2 separate regions of the Homo sapiens genome follow, and region 1 is linked to region 2. A link is a contact called in ENCODE Hi-C or POLR2A ChIA-PET data. All regions are on one chromosome and are shown on one strand. The core of a region is the stretch at or near the end of the contact, and the rest is flanking DNA. Distances in the headings are between cores, read along the strand shown. Region 1 overlaps SRPK2 (SRSF protein kinase 2). Region 2 overlaps LINC01004 (long intergenic non-protein coding RNA 1004).

What was found. Hi-C counts contacts between places; a loop is a spot of excess contacts on that map. ChIA-PET counts read pairs that join two places held with the same protein, here RNA polymerase II (POLR2A). Pooled maps may share reads with other maps.
Region 1: a pooled map shows a loop between it and region 2 (2.4-fold over the local background). The contact joins two enhancer-like sites. A Hi-C loop is called at or near these places in 3 of 50 pooled maps. POLR2A ChIA-PET finds 5 or more read pairs at or near these places in 3 of 52 experiments (HCT116, Panc1 and SK-N-SH).

The regions. Positions count from the first base shown.
Region 1 is chr7:105,208,526-105,214,729 of GRCh38, forward strand. All of the region lies in intron 2 of SRPK2 (SRSF protein kinase 2), which reads right to left. Among named protein-coding and RNA genes, the nearest start is that of SRPK2, 180 kb to the right of the region's middle. Within about 2 kb of position 2,431, at least 10 of the 41 ENCODE cell types and tissues checked have a DNase peak (open chromatin) inside an H3K27ac peak, as active enhancers do.
Region 2 is chr7:104,976,865-104,983,826 of GRCh38, forward strand. It overlaps LINC01004 (long intergenic non-protein coding RNA 1004), which reads right to left. Exons shown (of 1, transcript NR_039981.2): 1 at 4,883-6,962. Among named protein-coding and RNA genes, the nearest start is that of LINC01004, 11 kb to the right of the region's middle. RefSeq lists an enhancer at 6,661-6,750. Within about 2 kb of position 4,512, at least 3 of the 41 ENCODE cell types and tissues checked have a DNase peak (open chromatin) inside an H3K27ac peak, as active enhancers do.

The DNA.
Region 1 (6,204 bases), core at 1,181-3,680, 230 kb after region 2:
CAGTCAGAAAAGACCGCAGGTTGTATGATCTTCCATTTTCCATCAAATGTCTAGAACAGATAAATTTATAGAGATGGGGTAAATCAGTGGATGCTCATATCGGGGGTTGGGGAAATGGAGAAAAAAGGAGGAAAATGGGGACTGACTGCTAGTAGATATGGGATATCTGTTAGGAGGGATGAAAATGTCCTAATGTGGTGATGGTTGTACAATTCTGTGAACATAATAAAAAACACTAAAATATATATGTTACATGAGCAAACTGTATGCTATGTGAATTATACTTCAAAAAGCTATTGTTAAAAAATAAAAGAAGCCAGGTGTGGTGGTGCACACCTGTAGTCCCAGCCATTTGGGACACTGAGGCAGGAGGATCGCTTGAGCCCAGGAGTTTGAGGCCAGCCTGGGCAACACAGCAAGACCTCATCTCTACAAAAACAACAATAAATTTTTAAAAAAATAAAAGAAAACCCCAATACAGCTATAGATATTTTAAATATCCAACACTACACCGTTATAAAATGTATGACTTCAAGAAACAAATATCTATGTAGAGATTTAAGCAATCAATATGCATAGTCTCTTTTACAATAAGCTCAGCTACATTCAGAGTGAAAATTAATCTGTAATTCTTTAAAAAGGAGACTGAAATTTTATCTAAGGGTCCAAAGTTTAAACAAGGTGCTAATTTAAGAACATGTTTTCATGTACTATAAGAAATATAAAGAAATATACCACTTCAGGCCGGGTGCAGTGGCCCCCACAGGTGATCCCAGCACTTTGGGGAGGCCACAGTGGGTATATCAGTTGAGCCCAGGAGTCTGAGACCAGCCTGGGCAACCTGGCAATACCCACAAAAACTACAAAAATTAGCTGGGCGTGGTGGCACACATCTACAGTCCCAGCTACTAAGGAGGCTGATGTGAGAGGACTGCTTGAGCATGCGAGTCTGCAATGAGCTAAGATCATAGCACTGCACTCCAGCCTGCATGACAGAGTGAGACCCTGTCTCAGGAAAAAAAGAAAGAAGAAAATAGAAAAGGAAAAAGGAAAGGGGAAAGGGAAGGGAAGGGGAAAGGAAAAAGGAAAGGGGAAAGAAAAGGGGAAGGGGAAAGGACAATGGAGAAAGGGGAAAGCAAAGGAAAAGGAAAGGAGAAAGAAAAAAGAAAAAGGAAAGAGAAAGGAAAACAAAAGAGCAAAGCAAAGCAAAAGAGAAAAAGAGGGGAGGAGAGAAAAAAGAAAAACACAGCACTTCAGTGATGGGAATGAAATTAATTTAGAAAGCAAAATTCCACTAGCTACTTATATTTTTCACAAAGAACTATATTTATTTTTACACTACAAAGAAAATTCTAATCATTACTCTAAATTTAAAATGTGGTTTAAAAAAACTTAAAAATATTTTTCTTTCAATATCATACTATAATACTAAAATTATCATCATGCTATGTACTTCATACTATATTCTGCATGTACACTTGCTCTGTCAGAAAAGGGAGGAAAAACTCAACAACCGAGGAAACTACAAGTCTCATCTGCTCTAAATTGCCATGGCAACCAGATGAGAGTTCCGATTTCCTCTCAGCTGCTACTGCGTATTTCTTTTCAGCAGAGAAAAGAAAAAATAAACTCTACATTTAGTAGGAAAAATGTCCTCTCCTTTGCTATCAGCTTAGATGGCAACTGACACAATTTAAGAAATACAGTTCAGTTAATTTTTAATCAAACATAAAGAAAAGGAGCTCCAGATGAATTTCTTCAGTTAGTATTTGAGGGACATTCACATAAAGTCAAATTTCATTTTCTTTCCTCCCTATGTCCACCCTATATCTATAACTTTTCTCTCTCCCTTCCTCCCTCCCTCCTTCTTCCTCTCTTGGTAATTACTGTCAGCTTGAGAAATACCCAATTTCTAATTAATAGTAGAATCGGTCAATATAGGTTGAGTATCCCTCATTCAAAATACTTGGGACCAGATAATGTTTCGAACTTCAGATAATTTCATGTATTCCTCTTTAATGAAAGGTTAAGTTCAAAAACTTTGTGTAAATCAAACCTAAATGTGCAATGACCCTCAATGACCCTCATCCATGTTAAATCTCCTGCTTCTCTTGAGTATGGGTAGATCTGTGAGTGTGAGATATTACACCTGTTATCCAATTATCTACACTACATGCCAAAGGGAGATCACACTGGGTGGCCTGACCTAATCACACCAGTCCCTAAAAGCAGAGGGTTTTCTTTGGCTGGTCAAAGAAGTGGAAGCGGAGCGGCGGGCTCCAGCTGCCTGGAAAAAAAGCAGACATCATTTGTGAACTAGGGCCACAGAGAGCAAAGAACTGCCAGTGGCCTCTAGGAGTGACGGTGCTCCCTGCCAACAGCTAGAAGAATAGTAAGATAACAAAGACCTCAGTTCTACGAACTCAAGGAAATGAGTTCTGCCAACAACCAGTGAGCTGGAAAAGAACTCTGAAGCTCAGATGAGAGCTGCAGATCTGGCCAACACCTTGGTTTCAGTCTAGTAAGAATCCAGCCACACTGTGCTGCCCTGATTTCTGTCCTACAAAACTGTGAGTTAATAAACAGGTGTTGTTTTAAGCTGCTAAGGGTGCAGTAATTTGTTACACAGCAAGTGAAAGTGAATACACTGCCAAGTTCCTCAAACTGTACTAGAGTAGATCATGGAGAATTATCAGACTTTGGCCTCAAAAAGATCTGATTTTTTTTTTTTTAAATAATTGAAATGGCCAGGGGACTTAAGCTGGGTAATCCAGAATGGGAAACAGTTCTCTTTTGGGAATAGGAGTATCTTATTCCCTGAATGAGTCCATTCGTGCATTGCTATAAGGAAATACCTGAGACTGGGTAATTTATAAAGAAAAGAGATTTAATTGGCTCACAGTCCTGCAGGCTATACAGGAAGAATGATGCTGGCATCTGCTAAGCTTCCGGGAAGGCCTCAGGAAACTTACAATCATGGTGGAAGGCAAAGGGGGTGCAGGCGCAACACAGTGTGGGAGCAGTAACAGGAGTGAGAGTGAGGGGGGAGGTGCTACACACTTTTAGAACAACCAGATCTCAGGAGAACTCACTGACTACCATGAGAACAGCATCAAAGTGGAAATCTACCCCCATGATCCAATCACCTCCCACCAGGTACCACCTCCAACATTCGGGATTACAATTCAACATTAGATTTGGGCAGGGACATAGATCCAAACTATATCACTCCCCAAGTCCTAATAGCAAACAATTGTAATTCCAAGCCAAATACTACTTACTTATTTCCTAAGACCATACTGTTTTCTAGAACGTAGTACACAGCCAACTCAAAGTTAGTAAGGATGTAAGTAAATCAGACCTGCTTCCCAACTAATCTACATTTTAGAAAAGAAAGGAGTTGGTGTTCTAAAGGTATTGCTGCCTGATCACCTCACTGAGTTCTGAGTTCAGGTTTTTATCATCTATTTCCTGGACTAACTTTTCCTCATTAATTTCCTTGTTTCTTGCTTTTATCCTTCCCATTTTACACATTAATTCCATATATTCTTTGCAAAAAGCAAACCTCTGGTTCTAAAATTGCATTTCAGCACTACATATGTCTTATGCCACTAGTACTATTAATATTTTATAAAACACTTGTGGGATCTGACAGAAAATATTACTACTGAAATGGAGAAAGACTGACAGAAAAGTTAAACCAGTGAGTCCAAATGCATGTAAAATGACATCCACTGATTCTACAACTACCCAGAAGCACACAGATGCCCAGCACTGAGGGGTGTACAGTCTAGTGAGGAGGGGAAAGTGCATGTAAACACACAAATGTAAGCAACTGCTCCTGGTATCGTTATGGAAACAGAGATGGTAGTGGGCCAAGTCAGAGACATCTAGAGGTGATCTTACAGACTGGCCAGAATGAGGCTGACTGCAGGAGGTCCATGTCTCAGGGAACCACATCATCAAAAGCACAGAGGCCCAAACTAATCTGGTATGACTGGAGAGAGGAAAGAGGTTAGGCATAGGAATAATCCACAATTCAAAAGAATAAACCACAATGCTAAGAAGCTTGGGCTCTATCCCTGAGGCAAGTAGTAGCCACTGAAATGCAACCATAGAAACAAGGATTAGCTTTCTGCAAAAAACATATGAAATTAGAGTGTAGAACAGGTAGAAAGGATAAAAGCAAGAAGAAAGAAAATTCATGGGAAAACGCTGCAATTGTTAGTCCAGGACAGAGATGATTAAAAACTGGAACTCAGAACTCAGTACAGTTGTTGCTCTGTATCCATGCATTCCGCATCCATGGATTCAAACAACTATGGATCCTAAACATGGGGTGATGGCTACATGTGTACTGAACATGTACAGACTCTTTTTTTGGTCATTATTCCATAAACAATTAGGTATTACAACTATTTACATAGTATATACACCATACTAGGTGATGGAATCTAGACATAACTGAAAGTATATAGGAGCATGTGCACAGGTGACATGCAAATACTAAACCATTTTATATCAAGGACTTGAGCATCCATGGATTTTGGTATCCGAATGGGATCCTGGAACCAATCTCCCACAAATACCTAAGGACAACTCTAATTCATTTGCTAGAAGTGGATGTTTGACTCTTCATTTCTGGTCTGAAATACTGTACCATTCATTTCGACAGAGAATAGAGCAGGTGGATGAAGAAGGGAAGGGGTTTTAGAGAAAAGTAACCGGCTCTAGCTCCTCTGAGTTTCACAGGCAAGTGGGATACCAAGCAGCATAGAATACGGTAGGGATTGCTTGATATATAAAATCTATAGCTGAAAAGTAAAGGTTTGAGCTGCAAATTGAAGCAAAGGTGATTGAAACTGAAGCATACTGAAGCATGACCATGCAGCTGGAAGCCAAAGCCTTTCCAAGCATGTAAGAGTGCTGGGGAGAAACTGGGGAATAAAAGAGCCAAGGGAAGAGCCCAGTTCAAAGCCGAAGAACAAAGTTAAACAAGCCACCAACATTATAATCTATAGTCAAGGACCCCTACTATAATTGCCAATATAAGTTTTAAGTGTCAAATACAGATTTTAGAGCACATACATATACAAAAGTAAGCCTACCTTTTACATTAGGATAAGATATACATATAAGAAGAACAAGCAAACTAAAGACCCATACGCTCTTCTATCTAAAAGCTATGTTTGTAGACAATCTGAAGCCAGCTAGGTGCAGAGTGAATAAAATGTCACAAAAAAGGAACTGTTTACTAAGACTTATATTGGTGAAAGTTGCTATAACAACTAACGATTGCCTCATGCTATTCAGGAAATAATGTAAGATGTACCACTTTACACAAGCCTTCTGCAAACTTCCACAAGCTTTAGATCTAAAGGCATACACAACTACTAATATATAATGGATCAACAAAATTCAAATGCAGTCAACTTTCTACCTTCTAAAGTAATTTAGAACACAGGAAATAAGGGAAATCCTAAACCTGTGTTACACAATATGGTAGCAACAAGACAAATTAATTAAAATGGAATAAAATTAAAAATTCAGTCATCCTCCTTCAAGCACTCAGTAGTCACATATGGCTGGTGGCTATGGCACAGTATGGGCAGTGCAGATATAGAACATTTCTATCACCACAGAAAGTTATATTGGACAGTAATGCTGCAGGCTCTAGATGCTGTAGCACTGCTCTAGGCATTTTTTTAAGGAGCATGAGCCTCTTCCAGCATATCACTATTTTTAATAAGTAGTAAGGTTAGCTGAAAAAGAGTTTAGAACATTTTTTATACAGCTTATTTTAAATACCTTACTGTAAGTTTTAAAATAAGCAGTAAAATGATAAACAGTCAGTATATAGCCATTTTAAATTTCACAGATGATTCCAATATCTGATACCCTGCAGCTCAGTAGTTCTCTTTAGTAGAATTCACCTTAGTGATACACACACTCTGTGGCAATGTCTGCAAACAGCAATATATTGGGATCTAAATGTCTATCAATAGGAAACTTGTTAATAACATTATGATAAAATTATGGCACAACCATACAAAACTCTCAAAAAGGATGAGGCAGAAGAAACAATTCTAGTCACAATAATAAAGTACATAGAAATAAATTAAACAAAAGAAGTTTAAAACGTACTATGAAAACTGCAATATCTTGTTGAAATTAAAGACCTAAATAAACAGAAGACATCCCATA
Region 2 (6,962 bases), core at 3,262-5,761:
AGTGCTGGGATTATAGGCATGAACCACCGTGCCTGGCCCAGATTGTTATCCTTAAAAGTGAGGACAGTGTCTTCATTTTCTCCCTTTCTGCTGGAACACAGATGTGAGGGTGGGAGCTGGAGCAGCTATCTTAAACAGTGAAATAGAAGCCATGTATTGAGGGTGGCAGCACCAAGAGAAGGAAAGCAGGCCCCTGACATTACTGAACTGCTACTCAATTTTGGCATCTGTTTGTTACAGTTGTCCAACCCCTATCCTAAGTAATACCAGATCTAAACATTTAGCACAACAGTGCTCTGACTTCCTCATCTGAAAACAAATGTGTTCTTTGGAAAGAATGTACAATTGCATTAGCCAAGCTTTCTTTTGTTTATGGGCACAAGGACCCAATTCTACCTCAGTGATGAAGAATGAGTCCTTAATCCAGGGCATGTTATATAATATGGATGGTAAGGAAACTGCAGAAATTCACTTGGTATTTTCAGCAGATCATGAATGCTTGGGCACTTGGTTTCTGGCTCTTTCTGCCCGATTCTAACCACCCCCTCCTCCTACAGACACAATTCAGAATTTGTGCATGTGGTGCAGAGTTTTGTGTAGGAGGGCTGCCTAAATGAGCCTTCTTGCCATCTGGCTTCTTGGGCAGTGTGGAGAACTCAAGGCCACATCTGCCACTTAGTGCAAATTCAAATGTATTGAGAGTTATAATGGCTCACGTATTAACACACAGAATAAGTTGACTGAAGATAAACCGTAGAGCAGAAACTTCTTTTTTTAAAAGCAGCTTTAAACAACATTTATTATCTCACAATTTCTTTGGGTCAGGAATCTCGGGTACAGCTTAGCTAGGTGCCTTTAATTTAGGTTCTCTCACAAGGCTGTAATCAAGGTGTTGGGCTTCCACCTTTTCATCTGAAGGCTCTCCTGGAGGCAAATTTACTTCCATACCCATTCATGTGGCTATGGGAAGGTCTCAGGTCTTCTAGCAAGCAGTAACTTTTTTTTTCTTTCTTTTTTTAAAGGCAGGGTCTTGCTCTGGGCCTGGAGTGCAGTGGCACAATCTTGGTTCACTGCAACCTCTGCCTCCTGGGATCAAGCAGTCCTCCTGCCTCAGCCTCCCCAGTAGCTGGGACTATAGGTGCCTGTCACTATGCCTGGCTTCTTTGTATTTTTTGTAGAGATGGGATTATAGGTGTTAGCCCCTGTGCCTGGCCAGCAGCAACTTCTTAATAGAAATTTTGAACTTTCTGGATTCTTAGGAACACAAAATATACTTACCTTTTGAGTTGAGGTTGGTCACTGCCAGAGGTTTCAGCCAGTGATTCTGGTCTGTGACCTTCTTGGGTTATGCTGAGCGTCCTTTATACTATATAGACAGAATGTCACAATTTATACCGGAGTTGGTCTCAAGCCCTCTTAACCCAAGTACTTAGCAGCTCTCCTCTATTCATGAAAGTTTGCAACCCATCAAGACTACTTAAAGATTAAAATAATACCTGATTGAATCCTGGATTATATTTCAAAGTTTTGTCTGAGAATTCCCTCACAACTTCTGAGGTCATTCTCTGATACCATGGTCAAGGTACGTGATATTACTTCTTTTTCCCATTTTTCAAATGAAGAATCTGAAAAATTACACAGCAGCATCAGGATTTTTTTTTTTTTCCTAAACTACTTGATAATGTGAGTCTAAGGATTTAAACGTTCCTGTCTGAAGCCAAAGCCTATTTTGTTTCCAGGCCTCAGTAAACAGAGTTGGTCCAGAGGCTGGAAAAGTCATTTGACAGCATTCCAGCCCTGTCAGCATCTTCACTGAGTAGCTTTGTTATTTGCTATAAACAGTTGTAAATTTCCAGAACTGCAGGCACACCCATATTAAAGTGTTCATTACTAAAATGCCTCATAATGCCAAATGCAAATCAACAAGTGAATTAAAGTCCCAGTGGAATTCTGTCCCTGGATCCCCTCCACTAGCACAGATAATTGAGAACTGACAAAATTTAACTTTTCTTAAATAATATTTAGTCAGATATCTCAAATCTGACCCCTTCTATCATTTAATGGAACTTCTCAATTGTGGAGGAAGAATGGTTGATGCTATGCTTTAAGCTGCTTTTAAAATGTGAAACCTATTTTGTTAACGGAGAAACGACACTTTTTTAAAAATAACAGGACTTCTCTAGGCCCCCAAGTTTTGCTGAAACTCAGGGAACACATATGGACAACTCTCTAGTTGTTGTTCTTCCTATAAATCCCAGAAACCATAGCTTCTGATTTAATGCCCCACCGGAACTGCAGACCTTAAAAAACAAAAATCCCACTGGGATGAAAGAGGCTCATTTGTTTTGAAGTTGTGGCCCTTCCACCCCCTGGGTGGCTCCTCCCCCATGTCTGTGTCTGTGGCTTTGATTTATAATCTTCCACCCCCACAAGCCTTGGCATTTACTGGGATCCTACAAAGAGGTTAAGGTGTAAAGCAGGAAGAAGCTTTTAAGGACAAGAGGGAGTTGGGGGTAGGGGCTGGGGTATGAAAAGAGAGTTAAGGAGAGGAAAAGCAATTATAAGAGACCACATGCGTAGCATAAATGAATGAGCACACGGGCAGGGAAGGCCCTGGCTGATTGAAGAACTGCTGAATGTGGTTTTGCCCGCCAAGGCAGTGCCTGTGGTTCTGTGATACAGCTTCCAGTGGGAGAGCTCCTTGCCCAATGCACTGTAATGAGGATAGCCAGTATGTGAACCCCCCTCCTGCTTTGTCAAGGTTTTTTATATGCTTGCACAGCTAGCTCTGTGTTCCCAGCTGTAAGGCCTGGGATTTGCAGTTTATCCCCTGGGGGGTAAATAATAGGAGCTGCAATCTTCTGCCAGAAAAGAACTTGCTTCACCAGCTTGGACACTCAGTTGATGATGAACGCAAAAGATTTTCTGGAAAATAAAATGAGATACCCCATGGGCCAACCTTTGAAAACTGTGAGGTGCCAAGTAAATGTGAGTCATCGCAGTTCTAATAATTATCAGGGCTAGGTAGGTGGGTTTTCTTGAAAAGGATGAAGCCTCAGAACTTATGGCTTAGTGCCTAAAGGGAGCTTCATGATTTTCCTTGCAGGAATTTCTGGAGACAGACAACTCAAAATTTTCCCTTTGGAGTTTCTGATGCAGTGTTGAATCCACAGATTCTAGAGGCAGACTTGGGTTGGAAGTCTGGCTCTGCCATTTATCTGTGTGAACTAGGGCAATTCTCCCCTCTGGAAAATGGGAATACTCTATTACTGGATGTGGTTGTGAAAGAAGTAGTGGATGTAAAATGCTTAGCATAATGTATAAGCATTAATAGAGGCACAATGCATGGTTACCTGTATCATGTACCTTTCATGAGAAAATTGGTCTGGTTTAGCACTGAGGCAATGGAAGGGAAGGAGAGACAACACTGTGACATGTCTAATATAAAGCACACAAGAAAAATAAGCAATGGGGACATTTATTATATACAGGCCCAACCAAAGATTCCAGGGACTCAGGGTGAGAAGCACCCAATGCTTTCCTCAAGCAACTGGGTTCTTGGAGAGCCCAAGAAGTACTGGTATTAAGTACCAAAGTCTATGTCTGTCAGTGCAGGAAAAGAACTATAGATGGTCATGTAGACTATGTGGAGAGAAGGTATCTCTTGGAATGTGTCTGAGGAAGTAAATTTTAGCTGTATAGCCTATGCAATGCTGAAAATGGGTGAGAATGGATGACGGCAGGATTCTAGAACCTACTATTGTCGTTGTCAGTAATGAGTCACAAAAGTCACATAGCGAACATATGAAACACACAGTATAATTATGCTGCTCATTTGCACACGGGTAACACAAATCTTGTCCACAGCCTGTTCCGAAGCTACAATCCAAAAAATGGCATTTGGCTTCTGCCTCAAATAACAGAAAGTTGAATCCAAATACAAATTTTTATACTAATTATTATTTTCTGTCATTCTTCATCTTGTTTGCTAACCATTTAGCTTGAATATTAACACAAATATTTGTTGACAGTGTGCAATTATATGCACTGTGAAGGATGCAAAGGAATTTAACATGTTCCCAGACTTCAGAATTGGCATCAATTGACTCAAAAGGGAACCAAAGATGAGTATCAAACCCAGGCCTTCATTCTTTATTTTTTGGTTCCTCTTTAACATTTTCCACTTTCCTACTAGCAGATTCTGACATCTGAGTCAAGATTACTTGTCTTTAATCATGTTAGTACTGACTCGATCTATTTATATGTTAGAGTAGCTAGCACTAATCGAGCTTCTACTATGTGCCAGGCATTCATGTCACAAGCATAGACCATTCAGTTAGTTCTCAGGACCCTATCTAGTATTTATTATCGTCCTCATTTTACAAATGAGAAAATTGAAGCCTAGAGATTAAAGAACTACTGTGAGGTCACAGCCTAATGTCTCATGGCTAGGAAACATGTAGGTGCAAAGAGGGGAGGTGGACTGAGATTTACATTTTTTCTAGCTGTTTGGAGTATTATCAGTTATAAGATAATGCACTAGAGGGCGCTAAATACACAAGCTTTAGCTGTTTCCATAATGCAGTTCCCACAGTAGTGAAAGATATATAATTGGTAATGGATGCAAGCCAAAAAGGCCCTCCCCAAAAAAGATGCAATTTATGATAACTGAGAAGCTGTATTTCTGTCCCCTCAATTAAGAAAAACCCTCATTTTATATTGAGCAATATTTATATTTTGTCTCTAATTTGATATTGATTGCTATTCAAAGTTCCTTTCAGTTAGAAGTTTAATTTTTCCTTGTTCTGCCTGCTGAATGACAAAGGGAAAGGGTAGAGTAACCTGGATGAAAATAAATTTTTAAAAATTGCACTGAGATACATTGCATCTTTTAAATTTTATTTAGCAAAGTTAAACATACATATATTTTAAAAGAGAAAAAGAGGAACTCACCCAACCCTCATATCCAAGAGCTTAAAATCACAGGAACTCAAGACCCATCCTCAACTTCAAATGCCAGTCATTATTTTAGAGGTAACTCAGATTTCTAAGTAATGCTTCTGTTTCTCGATTTATCAAATAGACATTATTTATTTTGTTTTCCTACATGAGAATTGAGTAGTTAACAGAATACCCATCTCTTATCAGTAACAAAGATTTACAAAATAACTTTTGTTTTTCATAATTACAAAAGCAATACATTATTATTGAAGAACATGTTTTAAAAAAAGACAAAAAGTAACAAAACTCTCCATTATCCCAACAGGCAGAGGAAGTTATTACCATTTTAATGCATATCCTTAACACATACATGTAAAAGATACATATACACATAAAAATATAAATGTTTAACAGAAATTACTTTGTACACAATATTTGATTAAACTATGATCTGTCTTCTTTCATTTTCGTTTTATTGTAGTAAAATTTACATAAAATGCATAAATCTTAAATCTATACATTTTTACATTACATAGAAATGTGTAATTATATACTCCATGCTCCCTCCCAATCAGTGCTGCCTCAAAACGAACTGCTCTTCTAATTTTAGAGCTTAACTCTTCTCGTCTCTATCACCACAGATTAGTTGTATTTTTAAGCTTCATGTAAAATTTTCCATGTCAACTTTGAAAACATGACAGTTAAAAGTTCTAAGGAATCTCCAGTTCTCCAACTGGTGTGGGAATCAGATAACTTGACTCCAGTGTGAATTGTGGTTACTGATGGTATCACTGAGTCTGTTATGGGCCACCCAGTCTTAAGGGCCAAGAATTTATGGCCCTGCAGGGATTGCAGAAAGAAACCAAACCGAAGTTCATAACTCAGCCTAAAAGGAGAAAGTTCTATTACTCAGTATCTCAAGACTAAGTGGATCATAAATGGTGTCACAAGTTTGCAGTTTTTTTTTCCTGTGGAAGATAATAATCTTTTGTATGTTTAATTCGTTATCATTGCCTTATAAATTATCACAAGCAGCACAGATAACTACTGGAGTCATCAGTGCAACTTAAAACAACAAAACTAGCATTTCTCACTTGCTGTTTTTCAGACACCTCCCATCATCTGCACCTGGTCCCCAAACCAGCTGTCCATGAGCAATGACAAAGAACTAAAGCGGGGATGGGGGAGAGGGGGTGTAGGGCCCAAGAGCTGGGGAGCATTATGGCTTGCTGTCAGCTGGCAGTCTAAGATGTACTTGGGAAGATGTTTCATACCCATTTTCCCTGTGAAATTAAAAATGTGATGCTACCAAACCTTTGCTTGTCCACCACCCTTAAAAGAATACTCATTCAGTACAAAGCCCTGCAAAAAGGAGTGAGCCAATTTGAATAAAAGCGGAAACTTCGTAGGAATTAGGAGCCTGAAAGGCTGCGTGAGAGATCGCAAACATATTGAGGCGTTCTTGAAACACCTGCTCTCTGATTACAGGTGGGAAAAGGCCATTCCTATGCCTTCTCCCATGGGCACGGCGAATCAAAGGCACTTTCCATATTTAATACGACTAATACGTCATTGGGCAAAGAGATACTCAATACATCCCCATAGCTTTTCCTTACTTTTACTTAACCTTTATGTCGGACGCTTTATGCCTAGTACTGTTCTAAGCGCTTTGCATGCATCATCTCATCAACCTAATATTTAATAAGAGGCTCGGATAGATTAACTTTTAAAATCTGGATACAGCTGGTTAAGGTGGCAGAAGAGTTGGAATTCAAATAAAAGCCAGTCCTATAGCAGGGCCATTATTGCTCCTGCCTCCCCTAGCTTGATCACGAAAAATGAGTAGTTCTTTCCTCTGGGCACACAGGACAATGAACAGGCGGGCTGCTGCCAGAATTTACCGAAGATGGCCGCTGTGCTGGGCTCGGAGTGAGCTGACGGTGTCTCAGCGAGAAAAGTCGGGAGCGGCAGCAGACTGCTTTTTTGGAGGGCAAGAGGGGAGAAAAGGGTTCAACGGAAAA